Linked DNA regions of Homo sapiens: region 2 is linked to region 1. Evidence: chromatin contacts called from ENCODE Hi-C data. All regions are on one chromosome and are shown on one strand. The core of a region is the stretch at or near the end of the contact, and the rest is flanking DNA. Distances in the headings are between cores, read along the strand shown. Region 1 holds the start of LINC02572 (long intergenic non-protein coding RNA 2572). Region 2 holds the start of RAB6C (RAB6C, member RAS oncogene family).

Region 1 (5,033 bases), core at 2,461-4,960:
ATAAATGACTTGAGTGGCAACTACAAAACAGCTAATGAAGCTCCCCACATCCTCCCACCAGGGCCTCCACAGAGCTGGTATGAACTACAGAAAGGGGCAGTTACTTTCCCCATGACGCTGTCATTCCCATTCGTATTGCAAAGCCTCTATTTTTTAATTTGTCCCACAGCATGACAGACCCCAAACGCACATTTACTACTGGTATAGATACACATATTAAGACCAGTGGTGACTGTTACAGCTCACATAAAAGCTGAGTTCCATTGCTTGGGCTGACTTTATGTGTGGGGGGAATGCAAGCCTCTAGAATCCCATGAGAACTGACTTCTATATTGGGTGCTTTTCTGTCTCCTCCTGTGTCTCTCACATAAGACCCATCAATGAATGCTATTAAGTTAACATGGGAATAAGACTATATGATGAATCAGATGGAGGCCATGCATCTTCATTGAGGGCTGCGAGGTGGTTGTGCTGCTGTCCAGTCAGGATCTGGCAACAGAGTCACTGGGCTCAAAGTTCACACCTTCCTAGAATCCCACTAGGGTCAGCCAGTAACGCTTACAGAGCACTGACAAGTGCTGTGTCATAGGAACTTCAAAAAGCAGCAGCAACAGGCCAGGTGTGGTGGCTCACACCTGTAATCCCAGCACTTTGGGAGGCCAAGGTGGGTGGATCACTTGAGGTCAGGAGTTCAAGACCAGCCTGACCAACGTGGTGAAACCCTGTCTCTACTACAAATACAAAAATTAGCCGGGCATGATGGTGCACACCTGTAATCCTAGCTTGGGAGGCTAAGGCAGAAGAATCGCTTGAACCCGGGAGGTGGAGGTTGCAGTAAGCGCCATTGTACTCCAGCCTGGGCAACAGTTAGACTCTGTCTCAAAAAAAAAAACAAAAAAACACACACACAAAAAAACAAAAAAAAACACACAAAAAAAAACAAAAACAAAAAAAACAAAGCAGCAGCAACAGCACAAGGCCCAAACAATTACATCCCCGAGCCAAGGCCTGCACCTTCCCAAGCAGAGACCCAATGTTGGAATGACTTCTAAACAGCCTGGCATCCCTGGAGCAACAGAATCCAGTGGTACATGAAAGCCAACCAAAGGCTAGTGTTTGAGGAAGCATACCCATCACTAACAGCACCCTTGCTCTCCTTACAGAAAAGGGAGAAGAGATGACCAGCTAGGAACTGACTCCAAGTACAGGCAGGAAAACAATGGCTACTTAAGGATCTGAAGGCTTTTTTAGCTTCTCCTAGCTATTGCAAAAATGCACCTAGCGATGCTTCATGTAGCACCACCATGAGTGGCTTGCCTCTCAGAAGAGACAGGGACCCGTTGCCTGCGATGCACACCAACCTCAAAAGGGTGGAGCTATTTCTTCGCAGTGACAGAGCTGTTGCTACATGGAGCTATTGCTTCATTTGTAAAAGAGGTGGCTTTGGGGACAGAACTATTTCCCATCCATCAGCCAATAACAAATATTCCAAATACTTGACCTCGGTCTAACGATGTTGGAAATTATCTAAAGGAGCTTTATGCCCTTTAGAAGCTAGAATTTTCGTAAAGCTAATATATCTTGTTTTTGTTTTGGGGACAGGGTCTCACTCTGTCACCCATACTAGAGTGCAGTGGTGCGAGCTCGGCTCACTGTAACCTCCACCTCCCAGGCTCAAGTGATCCTCCCACCTCAGCCTCTCAAGTAACTGGGACTACAGGCACCCACCACCAGGCCTGGCTCATTTTTATAAGTTTTTGTAGAGATAGGGTTTCACCATGTTGCCCAAGCTGGTCTCGAACTCTAAGCTCAAGCAATCTGCCCACCTCAGCCTCCCAAAGTGCTGGTTTTGCAGGCATGAGTCACCATGTCTGGCCTAATATATCTTGTTAGCACATGAGGTGTTACCTATCAATAAATCATCCATATATATCCATATATGGACTCCTGAGGTGGGGGAAGTTTCTTTAAGTTCTTTTGTAAATGCCTAGAGATTATAGTTGGCAAATCTCTGAATCCCTGGGGGATGCATTGCCACCAATATGGAAAGCCTTCATAGGTAAACACAAAGAGATACCTTGGTTCCTCTGCTGAAGGTATAGAAAAGAAAGCTCAACATAAGTCTATTACTAAAATTAGTTAGGTCACACAATAGGAGGCTAAGAGGTTGAGTACTACAACTGTCAGACATACCAAAAATATATTTCTATCAGATTTTGTAAAAATATGTAAGCAAGCTAAACTTCTTTGTCAGTTTCCCTTCCTTTTTCATAGGTAATATAGGAAGACTATTACAAGGCAAATGTCCTTTCTTTATGATTCTCTTTCTAGTTCTCTAATTACAGGTTCAATTCCCCGTATTTGAGCTAGGGAGAGGATATAGCTTTACACATGACCATAATTTTTCTTTGGTGTAAGCTACGACAGTAGGGTCAATCAAATGATAGACTTAATGAGTCAATGTGTTTAAGAAAGACTTCAGCAAACAAGGCCTCTTGTCTGACCGAAGATGGCTACACATCCTCCAATTTGCCCAGTGGAAAGGCTCACTCAAGGTGTCCCATCCTTGTCACCAAACTTGTGGGGGCAGAAAGGAAACCAACACCCAAAGGAACATGCCAATTCAAAAAATAGAGAATGATTAGATAATTCTATTATTTAGAAAAAACCTGAATGCATTCAGGTAGTCAGCAAGTGTCTACACAGCTATGGTAGATTTTTAGCTCTATTGTTATGGAATTAAAGCTACAGTTACTATCCCTCATTCCGTTTTTAGTAAACAGCCAGAAGCTATTCAATTTGCATCAGTAGTTACGTTGAGTTTACCCTGATGGCCTGATTTTTATAATTCTTTATCAGGCTTACCCTGATGTTCTGCTATTATCATTCGTTACCACTACCTCCTGTAACCGCCCAAAAGTGTCCCCACACACACGAGGGCATGTTCAGTTTCCCACACTCCACCTCAACAACTGGCACCAGAATCGGCCCAGTTGCTCAAGCCAAAATCTCAGGAGTCATCCTGGTTTTCTCTCTTGCCACCCTGTGGCCCCACATCCAATCCATCAGCAAAAAACAGCTGGGAGCTGGAAAGGCAAGACTCTCTTCCTGTGAGTCCTTCACACCGCCTGCACCTGTCTAAGCCACCATTCCACTCCCTTTCCCACCTACAGCCTGGTGATATCTCCCTTCTCCTCTGCCTTCCCTCTTTGCAGCTCAATCTTTCTTTCCCTAGGTTATCAATTGTATAATAAAGATTATAAAATCACTCTATCCCAATAAATATAGCTTCTATCAGTCTTAATGACTGAAGCACCGCAGAATTCTCGGTTTGGAAGGGGGTTTTGCTGCTTAAAAAGTTTCAAAATCACTGCCAGAGGGAACCAGCAGCCCTTTTGTTGATAGCAGAGCCAGCTCCTCTCGCACGTGAATAAACAACCATAAATGAGACACGGCACATTTGAGCAGTCTTTTAAAATCATTTAAGCTTTAAAAATTATTTAAGACACGTTTGTTTTAAAAAAGCAATTCAAATCAAGCATTTGCAACATACCTACGATACCTCTATGGAGACTTAGCATCTACAAGACCCAGTTTGACAACTGCCAGCGCCAGGGAATAAGTGAAGTTTCTCAGCCCAAGTCACACAAGGCCCTAGCCAACCCACCTCTGCCTGCTCCCTGGGGCTCTCCTCTACCCCAGCCCTCTCTCCCTAAAGCCAGCGAGAGGCTCCGCGATTGTCCCCCCCAAATCCTTTCCCCCTTTTCGGGAATAGCAAGCGAGTCCAAGAGATGAGGTCACGTGATGCCGTCCGACCAATCTGGTGTGAGCAGAGGCCCCCATTCTTCCGGGGAGAGGGGCGGGGGCGGGGCCGGGCCGGGAGCGGAAGGAGCAGGGGTGGACAGAACAGCCTGGGGAGGGGGCGGGGACAGGGCGAAGCAGGGAGGGGAGGGGGCGGGAACAGGGCCAGGTGGGGCGGGCGCGCGTGTGGGGGGGCGGGCGCGCGTGTCGGGGGCGGGCGCGCGTGTGGGGGGGCGGGCGCGCGTGTCGGGGGGCGGGCGCGGGGGCGGGCACAGCAGGCGCAGGGTCTTTCCCACATGCTGGGCTGCAGAGTGAGGAAAACCCATCCCGGAGGAAGCTGGCGGTTAGGCTGGCTGAAGGCATTCTGCATGATGAACACAACAGTTCTCAAAAAAGTAATGATGTCATACCAGAGCAGCAGGAGGGGGTGGTCTGTGACCATGTATGCTTGATAAATTCTGGATTTAAGCAAAGTAGGCCGGCTTCTTTGTCAATAGACGTATTGGGTTATTCCCGGGGGGGCTGCAGCCGGAGCACCTCCCACTCCTTCGCAGGGGTTATTTCTGAAGACCCCCTCTTGGAGGAGCTCTGCTAGGGCCCTGCGTGCACCTGCTGCCCTGGCATCCTGGCCAGCAGCTCCGCCAGGCTCTAGTGTGTATGGCCTGGGCTACCTCCCGGTACTGTCGCCGCAGGCCTTGGGACCCGTTCCCGCCGCGAGGCTCCCGAGGTAGCCCCGGCCTCCGGTTCTTCTCAGATAGCCCCGTCGTCCAGCCCCAGAAGCGGGCACTAATGCCTTCCCTGAACGCTGAAAGTTGTTGAATGGATATGGACAATGATTAGAATCATGTAGAAAACATTAAGTGATGGTCAGTATGTTCTGTTTGGGAAATACTGAAATGTGCAACACAAGCTAGAAATAACAACATGCAGAACAGCACAACTTTGTAAGACCCGCGCTGAAGGAGGCAGCATTTGTGTGAGAGCGCCCGGCGCTGCCCAGAAGAGCTGGAACGCCCAAGGAAGGCCGCTGCTCAGCGCAGGACCCCTGGGCTCCCGGAAACGGGATAGCGTTGCTTATCTTTAAGGTAGGCTTGGGAAATACCTTGTTTCTCCGTAGTTTTGTGGGTGTATATACAGATACTCCTTGACTTACCATGGGGGTTACATCCCAGTAAACCCATCGTAAGTTGAAAATACCATAGTCAAAGATGCATTTAATACACTTGACCTAC
Region 2 (4,457 bases), core at 568-3,067, 100 kb after region 1:
GATCTTGCTTTGTCACCCAGGCTCGAGTGCAGTGGCATGACCACGGCTCACTGTAGCCTCGACTTCCCGGGCTCAAGTGATCCCCCCAACTCAGCTCCCCCAAGTAGCTGAGAATACAGGCATGGGCTACCACAATTGTCTAATTTTTTTTTTTTTTTGAGACAGGGTTTTGCTCTGTCGCTCAGGCTGGAGTGCAGAGGCATGATCTTGGCTCACTGTAACTTCTGCCTCCCAGATTCAAGCATCTCTCGCCTCAGCCTTGGGAGTAGCTGGGGACTACAGGTGTGTGTGGGTGAGTCTGGGTGTGTGTGGGTGAGTGCAGGTGTATCTGGGTGTAGGTGGGTGAGTATGGGTGTGTGTCTGCGTGTAGGTGGGTGAGTATGGGTGTGCAGGTGCGTGTGAGTATGTGTTTACATTGTGGTATGTGTCTGTTGGGTGCCGCCATTAGGGATTTGGAAGAGTGAGGACCATAAACTTGTAAACATTTCTACATGCCTGGTCCATAAGAAGTGTACCAAGCATGATCAAAAGTAACTAAACCAAGTAAACAAATTAGACATTAATTAAACTTAATGCTGGGCAGGAAAGAAGTATTCAAGGCCAGGTAAAATGAAGAAATATAACCAAATAAATGAAATTTTAAAATTAGTAGAATGAGACAGAAATACTTTTTAAAGTTTTTAATTTCTGATGAATATCAGTATATAAAACTAACAATTATATGGCCGTTAATTGACTAAAAACAGTACTTTAGATTTCAGCTAGTGAAACAGCCATATATGATCTTCTAATTCCATTTTTATGTCTCAAGAATGACTTGTTTAAATAATTTTTTTTGAATTGTTACATTTTCATCTTGAAAGAGCTTCACAAAACTTACATGAGAATCTGGATTGTCATAAGAGGTCTGAGTTTTTAATGGTATGTTCGTATTTCTGTTATGTACATCGATGTCAAACATTCATTTCCTGAGCTGTTCTCCAGAACACAATTTGACTTGTAATGAACACTCAATAAATGGTTGCTTGGATAATCAAATCAACACCTTAGTTTCATCAATTTTCATTTCATATAAAAGTGACTGATCTTCCATACTCACCAATGAAACAGAGAGAGATGAGGGAGGGATAGCAGTGGAGACTAAGAGGATGACAAGCAGACCTCATTTTGCAGTGGATATCCTACACTCTCCACTTCTGAATGCTTGGAAACACTTGCCATACTCAAAAAACATTGCTATTTCCTAGGCAGAAAATGGGAGTTAAAGAAAATCCATATTTCTATATTACAATAACTTACACTATAATACATGGACGACATACATTTCTAAGCTCTTCAGTTCATAGAAAATGTAGATACATTTAGGTGAGCAAGATGCAGGAGAAGGGTTAATAATCAGGCTGAGTGTGATTGTGAGATTCAGTCTAATACAAGTCTTGGGTAATTGTATCAGTTGACATTTCTGTTCAAATGCAAGGTGGGAGAGTTTTGCAGGAGCTACTGAAACTTCCTGCCTGATGTTAGGAGAGATGTTGGTCCATGTGATTAGGCCAGATGTGTTTGCTTAATTGTGGCTTAGAAAAGTTAGGTTTCTGACCTCTCACAGAGACGGGGAGATAGGGACGTTAAATTTTATAACATTTCTATTTAATATATATTTAATAATACATAATAAAGTTTTTAAAATGTCAATTTTGTCCTTTTTCTAGTTTGCATTATTTTGTTTTCACCGCACCATTGTTTTTAGTACATATGTTTTGTGTATTTAAAAAACTGTGTTGAGGCGCCCTGGCTCGCCCTGCGCCAGAGGCTCGCGCACTCAGCAGGTTGGGCTGCGGCGGCGGCGGCTGGGGAAGCCGAAGCGCCGCGCGTGAGAGATCCCGGATACATCTGCGGTTTGGGCTCCGCCACCCTCCGTCTCTCTCCCGCAGGTCTCTGAGCCGGGTGCGGAAGGAGGGAACGGCCCTAGCCTTGGGAAGCCAAAGCACACCCCTGGCTCCTGCCGACACCGCCCTCCTTCCCTTCCCAGCCGCGGGCCTCGCTCCGTGCTCGGCTACTCTGCCGGGAGGCGGCGGCGGCTGCCAGTCTGTGGCGAGCCCTGCTGCCCTCCAGCCGGGCTCCTCCAGCCGGGCTCCTCCACCGGCCCTTGCAGGGGCGCAGAGAGCTCGGCGCCCGCCCTTCCGCTCGCCTTTTTCGTCAGCCGGCTGGAGGAGCATCGGTCCGGGAGGTCTCTGGGCTGAGGCGGCGACAGCTCCTCTAGTTCCACCATGTCCGCGGGCGGAGACTTCGGGAATCCGCTGAGGAAATTCAAGCTGGTGTTCCTGGGGGAGCAAAGCGTTGCAAAGACATCTTTGATCACCAGATTCAGGTATGACAGTTTTGACAACACCTATCAGGCAATAATTGGCATTGACTTTTTATCAAAAACTATGTACTTGGAGGATGGAACAATCGGGCTTCGGCTGTGGGATACGGCGGGTCAGGAACGTCTCCGTAGCCTCATTCCCAGGTACATCCGTGATTCTGCTGCAGCTGTAGTAGTTTACGATATCACAAATGTTAACTCATTCCAGCAAACTACAAAGTGGATTGATGATGTCAGAACAGAAAGAGGAAGTGATGTTATCATCACGCTAGTAGGAAATAGAACAGATCTTGCTGACAAGAGGCAAGTGTCAGTTGAGGAGGGAGAGAGGAAAGCCAAAGGGCTGAATGTTACGTTTATTGAAACTAGGGCAAAAGCTGGATACAATGTAAAGCAGCTCTTTCGACGTGTAGCAGCAGCTTTGCCGGGAATGGAAAGCACACAGGACGGAAGCAGAGAAGACATGAGTGACATAAAACTGGAAAAGCCTCAGGAGCAAACAGTCAGCGAAGGGGGTTGTTCCTGCTACTCTCCCATGTCATCTTCAACCCTTCCTCAGAAGCCCCCTTACTCTTTCATTGACTGCAGTGTGAATATTGGCTTGAACCTTTTCCCTTCATTAATAACGTTTTGCAATTCATCATTGCTGCCTGTCTCGTGGAGGTGATCTATTAGCTTCACAAGCACAAAAAAAGTCAGCGTCTTCATTATTTATATTTTACAAAAAGCCAAATTATTTCAGCATATTCCGGTGATAACTTTAAAAATTAGATACATTTTCTTAACATTTTTTTCTTTTTTAATGTTATGATAATGTACTTCAAAATGATGGAAATCTCAACAGTATGAGTATGGCTTGGTTAACGAGCAGTATGTTCACAGCCTGCTTTATCTCTCCTTGCTCTTCTCACCTCTCCCTTACCCCGTTCCCTATTTCCGTGTTCTTACCTAGCCTCCCCCCACTTCCTCAAAACAAACAAGAGATGGCAAAGCAGCAGTCCGACCAAGCCCACTGGAATTATCCTTTAATTTTACAGATACCACTTGCTGTAGGCTGTGGACCAAGATGTCCAGAATTATTCTTGAGCACTGATGTAAATTACTTAGATCTTCTTTGAGGTCAGAATTCAGCGATCACGGTAGGCAGTGCTTGAATGAGAAAAGCCTCCTGGTGCATCTTCAAAATGAGTCCTAAAGAACATACTGAGTACTTATAAGTAGCAGAACATAAAATGTATTTCTGACTAACACAAATGGTCCTTTCACATGTGCTTTATTAGACTCTGGGAGAGAAAAGTAACCAAGTGCTTCAGAACAGGTTTTTAGTATTTACTTCTTCATGGTAAGATAATGAAGTTCTAATGAACTATTTCTCCCAAGGTTTTAAAATTGTCAAGAGTTATTCTGTTTGTTTAAAAAGTAAGAAACCTCTGTAAGCAATAGATTTTGCTTGGGTTTTCTTTCTTAAAAAAATAATACTATGCAGGCAAGACACCATAAAAGTTTAATTCCTTACAGAAGAACCAGTGGAAGAATTTAAATTTGGCACTACGATCAAAACTACTGAATTAGCAGAAATAACGATATCTAAAGCTTACCAGCAAAAGAACCCTCAGCAGAATAGCAAAAACTTTGCTCAGGACATTTGAGGTCAAATTGAAGACGGAAGACGGAAGACGGAAACCGGAAACCGTTTTCTTGTAAGCCCCTAGAGGCAGATCAGGTAAAGCATACATAGTAGAGGGAAAGGAGAGAATGGAAATAAAACTGAATATTATGCAGATTTATGCCTTATTTTTTAGCATTTTTTAAGGTTGGGTCTTTCAGGCTGGTTTTGGTTTGTATTAGATCTGTATAGTTTAACTAGTGATTTAGTTTTATATTTAAGCTACGATTAATATTTTTTCTTTGGCGATATTTCTTTGCTTTTTTTTTTTTTAACAACTTTCCATTTTTAGATGTTTCGTTGAATCTATTTAGAGCTTCACCATGGCAATATGTATTTCCCTTAAAACACTGCAAACAAATATACTAGGAGTGTGCCCTTTTAATCTTTACTAGTTATTGTGAGATTGCTGTGTAAGCTAATAAA

What was found. Hi-C counts contacts between places; a loop is a spot of excess contacts on that map. Pooled maps may share reads with other maps.
Region 2: a pooled map shows a loop between it and region 1 (2.7-fold over the local background). The contact joins the promoter of RAB6C here to the promoter of LINC02572 in region 1. A Hi-C loop is called at or near these places in 1 of 50 pooled maps.

What each region holds. Positions count from the first base shown.
Region 1 is chr2:129,873,781-129,878,813 of GRCh38, forward strand. LINC02572 (long intergenic non-protein coding RNA 2572) reads right to left here and starts at 3,711. Exons shown (of 6, transcript NR_149127.1): 1 at 3,668-3,711. LOC105373616 (a long non-coding RNA gene) reads left to right here and starts at 4,099. Exons shown (of 3, transcript XR_923328.3): 1 at 4,099-4,886. RefSeq lists enhancers at 3,656-3,950, 3,971-4,527, 4,528-5,033.
Region 2 is chr2:129,977,849-129,982,305 of GRCh38, forward strand. RAB6C (RAB6C, member RAS oncogene family) reads left to right here and starts at 1,818. Exons shown (of 1, transcript NM_032144.3): 1 at 1,818-4,457. The coding sequence starts at 2,268. The coding sequence ends at 3,032. It overlaps RAB6C-AS1 (RAB6C antisense RNA 1), which reads right to left and starts at 2,624. Exons shown (of 6, transcript NR_036537.1): 1 at 2,436-2,624; 2 at 2,189-2,321; 3 at 1,100-1,243.